Regions from separate parts of the Homo sapiens genome. Here region 1 is linked to region 2. The links are chromatin loops, found by intact Hi-C in ENCODE. Cell type or tissue: dorsolateral prefrontal cortex. All regions are shown on one strand. Links, peaks and the distances in the headings refer to the core of each region. The heading gives the core; the rest is flanking DNA. Region 1 has its middle 5.5 kb from the start of UBE2E1. Region 2 overlaps UBE2E2 (ubiquitin conjugating enzyme E2 E2).

What was found. Hi-C counts contacts between places; a loop is a spot of excess contacts. Peaks named below come from ENCODE experiments on the same cell type or tissue, not always from the same donor. Only the 100,000 strongest peaks of a DNase experiment are listed, where the experiment ranks them.
Region 1: a loop joins it to region 2, with 4 times the contacts of the local background. A loop is called at or near these places in 2 of 110 quality-filtered maps.

What each region holds. Positions count from the first base shown.
Region 1 is chr3:23,797,719-23,803,104 of GRCh38, reverse strand. No RefSeq gene overlaps it. Among named protein-coding and RNA genes, the nearest start is that of UBE2E1, 5.5 kb to the left of the region's middle. In dorsolateral prefrontal cortex, for the core only: a CTCF peak has its summit at 2,178; no DNase peak of the experiment used is centred there.
Region 2 is chr3:23,238,170-23,243,555 of GRCh38, reverse strand. The region is part of intron 3 of UBE2E2 (ubiquitin conjugating enzyme E2 E2); the gene reads right to left. Among named protein-coding and RNA genes, the nearest start is that of UBE2E2, 38 kb to the right of the region's middle. In dorsolateral prefrontal cortex, for the core only: no CTCF peak of the experiment used is centred there; a DNase peak (open chromatin) is centred at 2,095; H3K4me3 peaks cover 1,661 bases; H3K27ac peaks cover 4,484 bases.

The DNA of each region.
Region 1 (5,386 bases), core at 205-5,204, 560 kb before region 2:
CAGGTGGAACACGAGGTCAGGAGATTGAGACCATCCTGGCCAAGATGGTGAAACCCCGTCTCTACTAAAAATACAAAAATTATCTAGGCTTGGTGACATGTGCCTGGAATCCCAGCTACTCGGGAGGCTGAGGCAAGAGAATCTCTTGAACCAGCGAGTCTTGATTGGAGGTTGCAGTGAGCCGAGATCGCGCCACTGCACTTCAGCCTGGGGACAGAGCAAGACTCTGTCTCAAAAAAAAAAAAAAAAAAAAAAAAAAAAAAGCCAGTATGTCTTATCCAAGGTCATGCAGTAAGTTGGTGGCAAAATTGTTGTTATGACCCATGCTATCCACAGATGATCTTGTCAGTTCTGGCAATATTGGAGTGGGAGAAGAGCCTCAATTACATTGCAGAAAAATGTATTAAATATAAAAGGGCCGGGTGCAGTGGCTCACGCCTGTAATTCCAGCACTTTGGGAGGCCAAGGCAGGCAGACTCCTTGAGCCCAGGAGTTCAAGACCAGCCTGGGCAACATGGCAAGACTGTCTCTACAAAAAATGCAAAAATTAGCCAGGCCTGGTGGCACATGCCTGTGGTCCCAGATACTTGGGAGGTTGAGGTGGGAGAATCACCTGAGCCCCAGAGGTTGAGGCTGCAGTGAGCTGTGATTGTGCCACTGTACTCCAACCTGGGTGGTGGGAGTGAGACCCTGTCTCAAAATAAGTAAATAAATAAAATAAATATAGTAGTCTCTGATAATATTTTCGAGAATATATTAACAATCAAGACAGCTGGGAAAGTGGGAACATGGAAGCAAGCTAAGGGAATCACTGAATTTGTAACATGGTTGCTTGAACTAATGACTGCTATTGAAGTTCCCCAACCCCACCCTCATCCTGAGAATAGTCCTCATTATTTATTTATTTTGCCTATATGGATATATTTTAAATAGATAATACATTTTCATGCTATATTATTCTAAAGAAACCAGAGAGTATGCCACGAAAATATCTTTCTGCCCCTTCCCCCACCCCTAATTTCCTTTGGAGAAAGCAGTTTTCGGTTGTAGTCTATGCATGTGTAAAGCAAATGCATACATATGCACTGAATGCTTTGATAGTAATGCTCAATTTACATTTTAGAAAACCAGCCAGTCACAGAAGCCCAAGTAGTATTACACTGTGACATCCTGTGGACTTTGAGAAAGTGGGCTCCAGTTTTTATTAATACCTATTCCTGGTTTTCAGAATGACCCAACTCTCCTTCAAGTCATCTTTAGTGTATCAAGTACATTTAAGTAGAAACACTTGAAGATCAAGGTGCTAGTTGATCCCTAGGAGGTGAAATAATACAGTTGAAAGAGGGAGACTTGGTTTAACTTTTTGACTTGTTGCTTACACTGAAATTCAAGTATTTCATAAAGATTCTCTTTGGCCAATTTCATGTCCAAAGAATTGTCAAGCAAGTTAACGTTGGTTAATATAGTTTTTTAACTTACCTTATTGCTGAATAGAAAGGATTTCCTTTGCTGGGCGTGGTGGCTCACACTGGTAATCCCAGCACTTTGGGAGGCTGAGGTGGGCGGATCACCTGAGGTCAGGAGTTTGAGACCACCCTGGCCAACATGGTGAAACCCCGTCTCTACTAAAAATACAAAAATTAGCTGGGTGTGGTGATGAGTGCCTGTAATCCCAGCTACTCGGGAGGCTGAGGCAGGAGAATCTCTTGAACCCAGGAGACAGAGGTTGCAGTGAGCCGAGATCATGCCATTGCACTCCAGCCTTGGTGACAGAGTGAGACTCCATAAAAAAAAAAAAGAAAAAGAAAAGATTTCCTTTTTCCATCCAAAGAAAAAAAAATCTTGTGTTTGCAACTTATAAAGAATTTATATAAAGCCTTTCTGGGAAAAATGGACTCACTGGATTTCAATCGACTTGTTTCATTTTATAATTCTCCTTTGGCTGAAAAATCCATTCCTTGTAAGAAAGATAAGGAAAGTTCAAAAACAAGGGTCGATTCCATAAAGACGAATGTGATCTGGGGCATTTACCTTCAATTTGGGTCATTTTTCCATAGGCCTTTTAAAAAAAATAAAATAGCACTGATCCCATTGAAGGGCCCTAAGCACTATCGTACTTTATTGGCCTGAATGTTGCTAACACAGGAAGGTAGGACAGAGCTAAATTATTTTTTTCTACCACATGGAGGCATTGAACAACCATGTGATTTTCAAAATTTATCAAGACTTGGTAAGAGTCTAATGTTGTCTCAGGCAAGGGCAAAAAGGTTGATTTGATGTCCACAAAAGGATAGTGATTAGTATGAAAGTACTCTTCTCAGTTTATAATGTAGCATCTCCTCTGTAGGACCTATTTTTTAAACAAACTAGCCTTCTTCAACTTTCTATACATTGATCACACAAGAATAGACTATATTAGAATATGTAGGATTATAATTTGAGCAGTTTGGTTCATTAGTCTCTGAAACCTTTTCCTGAATTGAACACTCTTCCAGTTTACTGAAATTTGGAGGAATAAAATAGTAGGGAATAAATATTTTTATTTCATGTTCTTAATTATCTATTGTGAAACTTTTAAAAAATATCAACTTCTCCACAGTTCCATGGTGTGGCAAATCTATAGTCAAGGATCCAATTTGAATCCAAAATTTACCTCAATAATTGTAAACCCCAGAAGCAATTGGCAGCAAAGATACCAATCTCGACTTGCTAAGCCTACAGGACAAGTTCTGTCTTTGCCACTGATTGAACTCATGGCTGTGCCTCAAATAAATTAATCAACAAATATTTATTAATTAGTCTGTGTAGGCTAAGTACAGTGCTAAGTGCTATGACAGATGTAAAAAGTTGTTTCTTTTTTTTCTTTTCTTTTTAGAGACAGGGTCTTGCTCTGTCACCCAGGCTAGAGTGAAGTGGCTCAATCATAGCTCGCTGTAACCTCAAACTCCTGGGATCAAGCAATCCTCTTGCTTTGGCCTCCCCAGTGGAGTCACTGGGATTACAGGCATGAGCTACCACACTGGACCCAAGATGTAAAGAGTTCCAAGAGGTACCCTCTGGCCTCCAGTAAGGACCAGAGGAAAAGGGATTAGAGCTGAGCCTAGAACGACAAGTAGGGCTTGGGAAAATGAAGAGACATTCTCAGGTATTGAAATGACGTTGAAAATGATGTGGAAAAACATCAGACCTGAAATAGACTATTATTAAAATATAAAATTACATATATATAAATTATAAACTGTAAAATATATTATCAAAATAGTATTTTATTAGAAACAAAAAGAAACTGGCCTTTATTCTTTAAAAGCATCACTGGCATGAAAGACAAGGAAAAATTGAGACTTTAGATTAAAGGAGACTAAAGAAGCACAAGAACTAAATATAATATGTGATCCTGATCAGACACTGTACTGAACGGCAAAAAAATTATGAAGAACAGAATTGGGTCAATTGAAAAAATTAGAGTATGGAAGTTAGATTAAAGTATTGTATCAATGTTAAATTTCCTGAAGTTGATAACTATATGAAGAATATTTTTGCTTTTGGGAAATAGACACTGAGCTATGAAGGTGTAAAGGCACGTGATATCTGCAAACTATTTCAAAGAGTTAAAAAATGTTACTAATTGGTAAATCTGGGTAAAGGGTATATGGACGTTTTCTGTATTATTTTTGTGACTTTTCCATAAGTTCAAAACTTAAAAAATATAAATATGTAGTTACCTCAGAGGAAATGAAACGGAGTGGAATGAAGGAGAGATTGCTAACTCATTACATATTTCTGTATCATTTCTTAAAATAAATGTGCATTACTTTAGTATACTTTTAAAATCCAACCACTGAATCTTTAAAGAACAAAAAATATCTATGGAAGCAGAAAAATGCAGAAAGCGATTAGGAAGACCATGAATAGACTAATTTGGTTGAAAGACTCAGAAAACTAAGTGAACAGAGAGGAAGAAGGATGAAAAGTAGGTACCAAGAGCTTGTGGAGGGGCTCAACAGTGAGCTAAGAAGCCTGGATTTCATTACAGGATAAAAAGTACAAGGGATAAACATTACAGGCATTTTAGCCTCTGGGTATTTTAAGAAGATTAGTTTGATAGAAAAGCCAGAAAGGAGTCAAGGAAACCAAGGAAAGACGCCATTGAGGAAGTCTAGGCTTGGGGAAGCAGCTCCTAATTCCTAATTCTCCGTACTTATTTTAATTAATCACTGTTTAATGTTGAAGCTCTGGGAATCTAAGTCCCATGTTAGAGAATTTGTCTGCTTAGAACTGTTTTTAGAACAGTGCTTGGCCCTTAGTAGGCATGCAAGAAAAAGTTAACCAAGGTAGGGAATGAAAGATATCCTTGCCTTTAGTACTATTCCTTTCTTTCTCTTTTCCCCATCTCTTCTGATGTTCCGTGATTCATGCATACATGATTACACCATCAAGCAGTTGACAAGGAACGTGTGGGTGGGTGTTGTTCACTGAAAGAGGGTGGGTGACCCCAAGGTGAAGCCTAAAGTGACCGCCACCCCCCAACCCCCAGCATTGTAAGGAATTAAAGCCTTGACATCAGAGTCACAGAATTCCAAACCGGAAGAACTCTAGAGACCATCAGGTGTTCCCCGTTCTTTTGACAGTTGAAGACACTAAGGTGCAGGAAGAAAGGATGAGTTTTCTGAGGTCAGGCAAGTAGGTAGCAGCAGAACCGAGACCTTTCCCTTGAGGGAACCAAAGTTGACTATGGGGACTTGTGGAATCCACATCTCTATACTTCAAGCATGGAGCAGCAGGCAGGGACTACAGAAGCAAGAGGAAAGCTCCATGGAGGCATGTTCTCATTCTATCTACCCAGCTACTACTGCTTTCCAGGATCTGGGCTGTCTCATAGTCTTTGATGTCCACCCAGTAGTGAGCATTGGGCTGGACACACACACACACACACACACACACACACCCCTTGTTTCCTGAATTACTTAACTGAAAGTTAACCTAAGGCTGGGCGTGGTGGCTCAAGCCTGTAATCCCAGCACTTTGGGAGGCTGAGGCAGGTGGATCACAAGTTCAGGAGTTCGAGACCAGCCTGGCCGATATGGTGAAACCCCGTCTCTACTAAAAATACAAAAATTATCTGGGCATGGTGGCGTGTGCCTGTAGTCCCAGCTACTCCGGAGGCTGAGGCAGGAGAATGGCTTGAACCTGGGACGTGGAGGTTGCAGTGAACCTAGATCACACCACTGCACTCCAGCCTGGGTGACAGAGCAAGATTCCGCCTCAAAAAGAAAAAAAAAAAAAAGAAGCCCACACAGATACTTTCCCAACGTGATTGAGAGGATAGAAGCAAAGATTCCTACATCCCCTTTTCATCTCTGACTTTAGTCATCTTGAAAAGTCTCTT
Region 2 (5,386 bases), core at 122-5,121:
CATTAATCTAAAACGAATATATGTTGTTCTTTAGAGAAAACTCAGAACATCAAATACAAAATAAAATGATCAGAAAGAAGCAGAAAGGGAAGCGGGCCATAAAATGTAGGGTAAAGGGCCCAGGATCTGAGAGGTCTGAGGGGAACACTGAGGCTCAGAGATTGAATGTATTTAGAAAAACAAAATGCTATTCTCTGCCATTACAGAACTGCTGGGAGCATAAAAGATGAAGCATGAGACCTGCTACCTCATAAGTGCCTAACAAATAATGGTATTAGTAGTAGTATTGTTTGTCCATATTGCTGGCTCTAGTGCAGCAGGTGAATAGTGCTTAACAAAAAAACAAACTAGGATGGCGTCCTTTGGAGATTTTCTTTGTAGTTTCCTTTAACTTCAATAGTTATTTGATCATCTTATATTTCTATTCAGTGATAACTATTTTCTTTTCTTTTCTTTTCTTTTTTTTTTTTGAAACAGCGTCTCACTCTGTCGCCCAGGCTGGAGTGCAGTGGCATGATCTCAGCTCACTGCAACCTCCGCCTCCCAGGTTCAAGCAATTCTCCTGCCTCAGCCTCCCAAGTAGCTGGGATCACAGGCATAAGCCAACACACCCACCTAAGTTTTGTGTTTTTAGTAGAGACAGGGTTTCACCATGTTGGCCAGGCAGGTCTCGAACTCCTGACCTCAGGTGATCCTCCCGCCTCAGCCTCCCAAATGGCAGGGATTACAGGTGTGAGCCACTGCGCCTGGCCGATAACTATTTTCAAGCAAAGCAATTATGGCATGTTATAAGAAATTTGGGGATTTTAACTGTTTATTTACCCAATTTACTAACTTAATGCCACCTTAATGGCAATAATTAGATTTTTCTCAGCAGAAAGACTGTTAGTAGAATGTACTCCTTCACTTTTCAATATAACAATTAACCTGATATCCATCTGCAAAGTGCTCCATACTGTCAACAGAATAAAATGACCATCATCTAAATCCTACAGATTCTGGTAAAATGGTGAAAGCTTTTATTCCTGTGACATTTGAATTCTTAGAAGCAAAGAAGATTGTAGAAACAATTTAAAACATATTTCCATAAATTTAACAAATAGTCTTTCTGTTTCAATGTATATTTTGGCTTTGTGGACTGCTCATGACTATACTGGGGGGGCGGGGGGCGGGGAAAAAAAACAAACAAGATAAAAGGATGTGACTCACACCTCACCTGAAGAACAAAGTTCTATGCAACAGATTACTACTATACAGCAGACCTTTATTTGTATGAGAATCATATTCAATCATACTAAAAACAACTTTAAAAACCATCAGACTTGGCCAGGCTTGATGATTCATGCCTATAATCCCAGTGCTTTGGGAGGTCAAAGCAGGAGGATCATTTGGGAGGTCAAGGCAGGAGGTCATGAGTTTCAAGACCAGCCTGGGCAACACAGCAAGACTCCATCTCTACAAAAAAATAAAAATAAAAATTTAGCTAGGTGTGTTAGCCCAATCCTGTAGTCTCAGCTACTTGAGAGGCTGAGGCAGCAGGATAGCTTGAGCACAAAAGATACAGGTTGCAGTGAGCTATGATCATGCCACTGAGCTCCAGCCTGGGTGAAAGTAAGACCTTGTCTCTATATTAAGACAAGAAACAAAAACATCAGGCTTGGGGAGAGGTATAAATGATAGGGAAGATGTGGCAGGCTTCTGAGGAGTGGTAATAATGTTATGTTGCCAATAAATATCAATGAAGTGCAATTTATTGAACATTTACTACGTTCCAGGCACTTTTCAAACTGTAAGTGTCTTTCAGATATTCACATTCTAATGGGAGGGAATACACAACACAGTTAATCATAAGAAACTGATAGAAGTAAATGTTAGGAGGTGTTAACTCCTACGGAAAGAAAAAGCGGAGTAAAAATAATTGGGTGTATTGAGGTAGGGTGATCAGGGTTAGCCTCACCGAGATGACATTTGAGGAAATAGCCAGTGCAGAGACCCTAAGATGGAAGCATGTCTGGCACATTTGAGGGACAGGGAAGAGGCCAGCGTAGCGGCAGCAGAGTGATCAAGAGAATAAGCAATAAGGTCAGAGAGACAAAGGGGGCCCTGATCACTCTCAAAGGCCATTGTAATGGGAACACAAGGAGTAATATGATCTCACTTTCATGTTTAAAAGATCATTCTGGCTGTCATATTAAGAATAGACTATATAGAAGGAAGGATGGAAGAAGGGAGACCTGTTGGGAGGGTGTGGCAATAACTCAAGCAAGATATGAAGACGGCTTGGACCATAATAGTAACAATGGAGAAAGTGGGAAGTGATTAGACTCTAGATGTATTCTGAAGGTAGGACAAAAACGATTTGATGACAGAATGAACGTAGAGTGAGAGAGAAAAAGGAATCAATGACTCCTAAATGGAAAGACAGATTTGCTATTAACTGAAATGAAAAAGACTGGGTGAAGCAGATTTGGGAGGGGAAGCAGAAGTTGTTTTGGACTTGTTGAAGTGCCTATTAAATATTCATATGGGGCAATGAGTAAACAGTTATCCACAGAAGCTAAATTTTAAATGAGAAGATTTTACAGACAGCCTAAGAAAAATAAAATTTAAATAAAATTAAACCTTAAGTGTTAATATATAAGTAGCTAATCAATATAATAAATTTTCACCGTTATTAACCTTCATTTAGCACATCTATGAAATGCTCCATCATTAAAGGTCACAACACTACAAAAGAAAAAAAGTTACTGCATACACTCTAATGGATTAATAATTTTGACCCAAGTTACTGGGTATGTGGACAAAAAGAGAAAATACTTAAGCTATCCAGTAATCTTAATCACAGCTCAACAATACAAAGGGCTTAATTCATCCCTATATTCAATGTATAATCGTAGAAGTGAAAATGCCAAGAGATCCTATCAGATTTCATCTGCAGCTTTCACTGCAGACACAGTGAGCTTTGCAGGTTCATAATGGCATAAACAGTGTGGCTGTGTGCCACAGACACAAAGATACCTCATGGCAGATTTTCTCCCTAAACCAAATAACTTGGTTGTTACTATTTATTAAGAATAATATGATAAAACCAGAACTGAGTATTGATAGTAAAAGCACACTGCCATGCAGCTACACATTGTCATAAAGTATTACCCAAGTTAGCTGTTTATTTGGTAAGTGTTTGAACAATTTACCACATAGGAAAAAAAATTTCATTGGGTAATCCACTAGTATAGCTCCAGAACAGTATGAAACAAAACTTAATTAAGCCCTGTAAGCAATGCTAAGCTAAAGAAATAAAATTTAGAAAAACAAGTAAAATTGGGCGAAAGGAAGGACTGTCCTTATTCTCTGGAATAAATGAGAAAGCGTAGTTACCAGCTAATAAAATGTGAATGGTGAATGTTTACCCAATTATCCTAACCTTAAATAATAAGCAGTAAGGTATAAAGGGATATTATTGAGATGCCTATTCTCCCAGTCTATAATAGTTCCAAACTTTAACCAGGCTCCTTTATGATCCATAAAAAAGTTATACCCCAGGACAAGGCTGGCATCATGTGGCAGAGCCCTACATGCCTCAAAACTTACTTGAAACTAGGTAGAAACAGAAATTACACTTTAAAAGAGGAATAAATCATACTAAGCAAAAGCTGACTGATCTGCTTTCCTACTCCTTTTCAAAGAATTCATTCTGTAATTCTGTACATCAAGAGGATAAAACTGTCCTTTCTACTCAAAGTCCAAATCATCAAGCAAAGGATGGAAAAACAGCATATCTTTTAGAACCTCTTCTGCTCTATCACCCAACAGACTTAGCACAGTGCCTGGCTTATGTAATACTCAATGTTTGCTAAATCTGAACTTCATCTGATCTCATCTCTCCCCCTTATTTCACCTTCTTCTTTAATGGAATCTCTTAAACCTCCCAACCTCCACTCAATTATTTGCCTAGCCTTTTTTATTATAAAACTAAATGCTTTAATTATGTTAAGTGAAAGACACCAGATATAAAAGGCCACACCTTGTATGATTCCATTTATACAAAATGCCCAGAATAGACAAATCCATAGAGACAGAAAGTCGATTCGTGGTTGCCAGAAGCTGGGGGGGAGGGGGGAATGGAGAATGCTAATGGATGTGGGGTTCCTTTCTAGGATGATGAAAATGTTTTGGAAGTAATGACAGTGACAGTTGCACAACGTTGTGAGTACACTAGAAACTACTGAATTGCATAATTTAAAAGAGTGAATTGTATGGTATTTAAATTATATCTCAATTTTTTTAAATGGGCAGCCTGAAGTCCTTCTTAGGGCATGAGACAAGAGTCCTATTACCTCGATAACTTAGTAGTTCCATAATTGATCACTATATTACGGTATCATAACTGAGGTTGAGAATGAGGTCCTAAACTAATAAGAAAATGTTAAACTCATACTGTTTCAAAGAAGAGGGAAATATAAAACTACTTAGAAACAAATTTTATCTCACATAAATTAAATTTAGGAACCTGAAGGTATACATTTCAGTTACTCAACAAATTCACGCATGTTCCAAAAAGGCATGACTGGATAAATTTTCCATCTTATAGAAAACTATCTTCTTTCTCCGGCTAGAGGTTGAACATTCCTAATCTGAAAAGCTGAAATCTGAAATGCTCCAAAATCAAAAACTTTCAGCACTGACATGATGCCACAAGTGGGAAACTCCACACCTAACCCCATGTGGCAGGTCCCAGTCAGATCGCAGGCACACAATACACAGTTTATTCAGCGTCCCCATGGGAGAAATAAAACTACCTTCAGGCTATGTGTATAAGGTGTGTAAGAAACATAAATGCATTTCATGTTTAGACTTAGGCCACATCCTGAAGATCGCTCATTATGAATATGCAAATATTCCAAAATTCAAATTCTGAAATCCAAAAGGCTTTTGGTCCCAAGCATCTCAGGTAAGAGATACTCAACCTGTACTTTATTAATCCTATATACTAGCTTTTAAAAAACAGCCTTTACTGATGATGGTTTCTTAAGGGGAAAATCCCACCCAACCTAACTAGTTCAACTCTCAAAGTTTTGTTCCTTTTAACTGCTACCACAGGCATGGCCTCTCCCGAACAATGTAACATTATATAACTCTTTACATTTGCACAATGCTTTAGTGTTCTAGAAGCTTTCATATACATGATCATGTATGATCCTACAAGGCAGGTGGAGTAAATCTGGTAAAGGAATGGTACTTGCTCAATTTCACAGTGGCGGATCTTGTGACAAAACTCAGGTTTTGACACTAAGGAGATGAAAGTGCTCAGCAGGCTTTTAGTGAATAAATGAACAAGACTACTAGATGAATTATCTTACTACTATACCACACTTCCTTCTATATG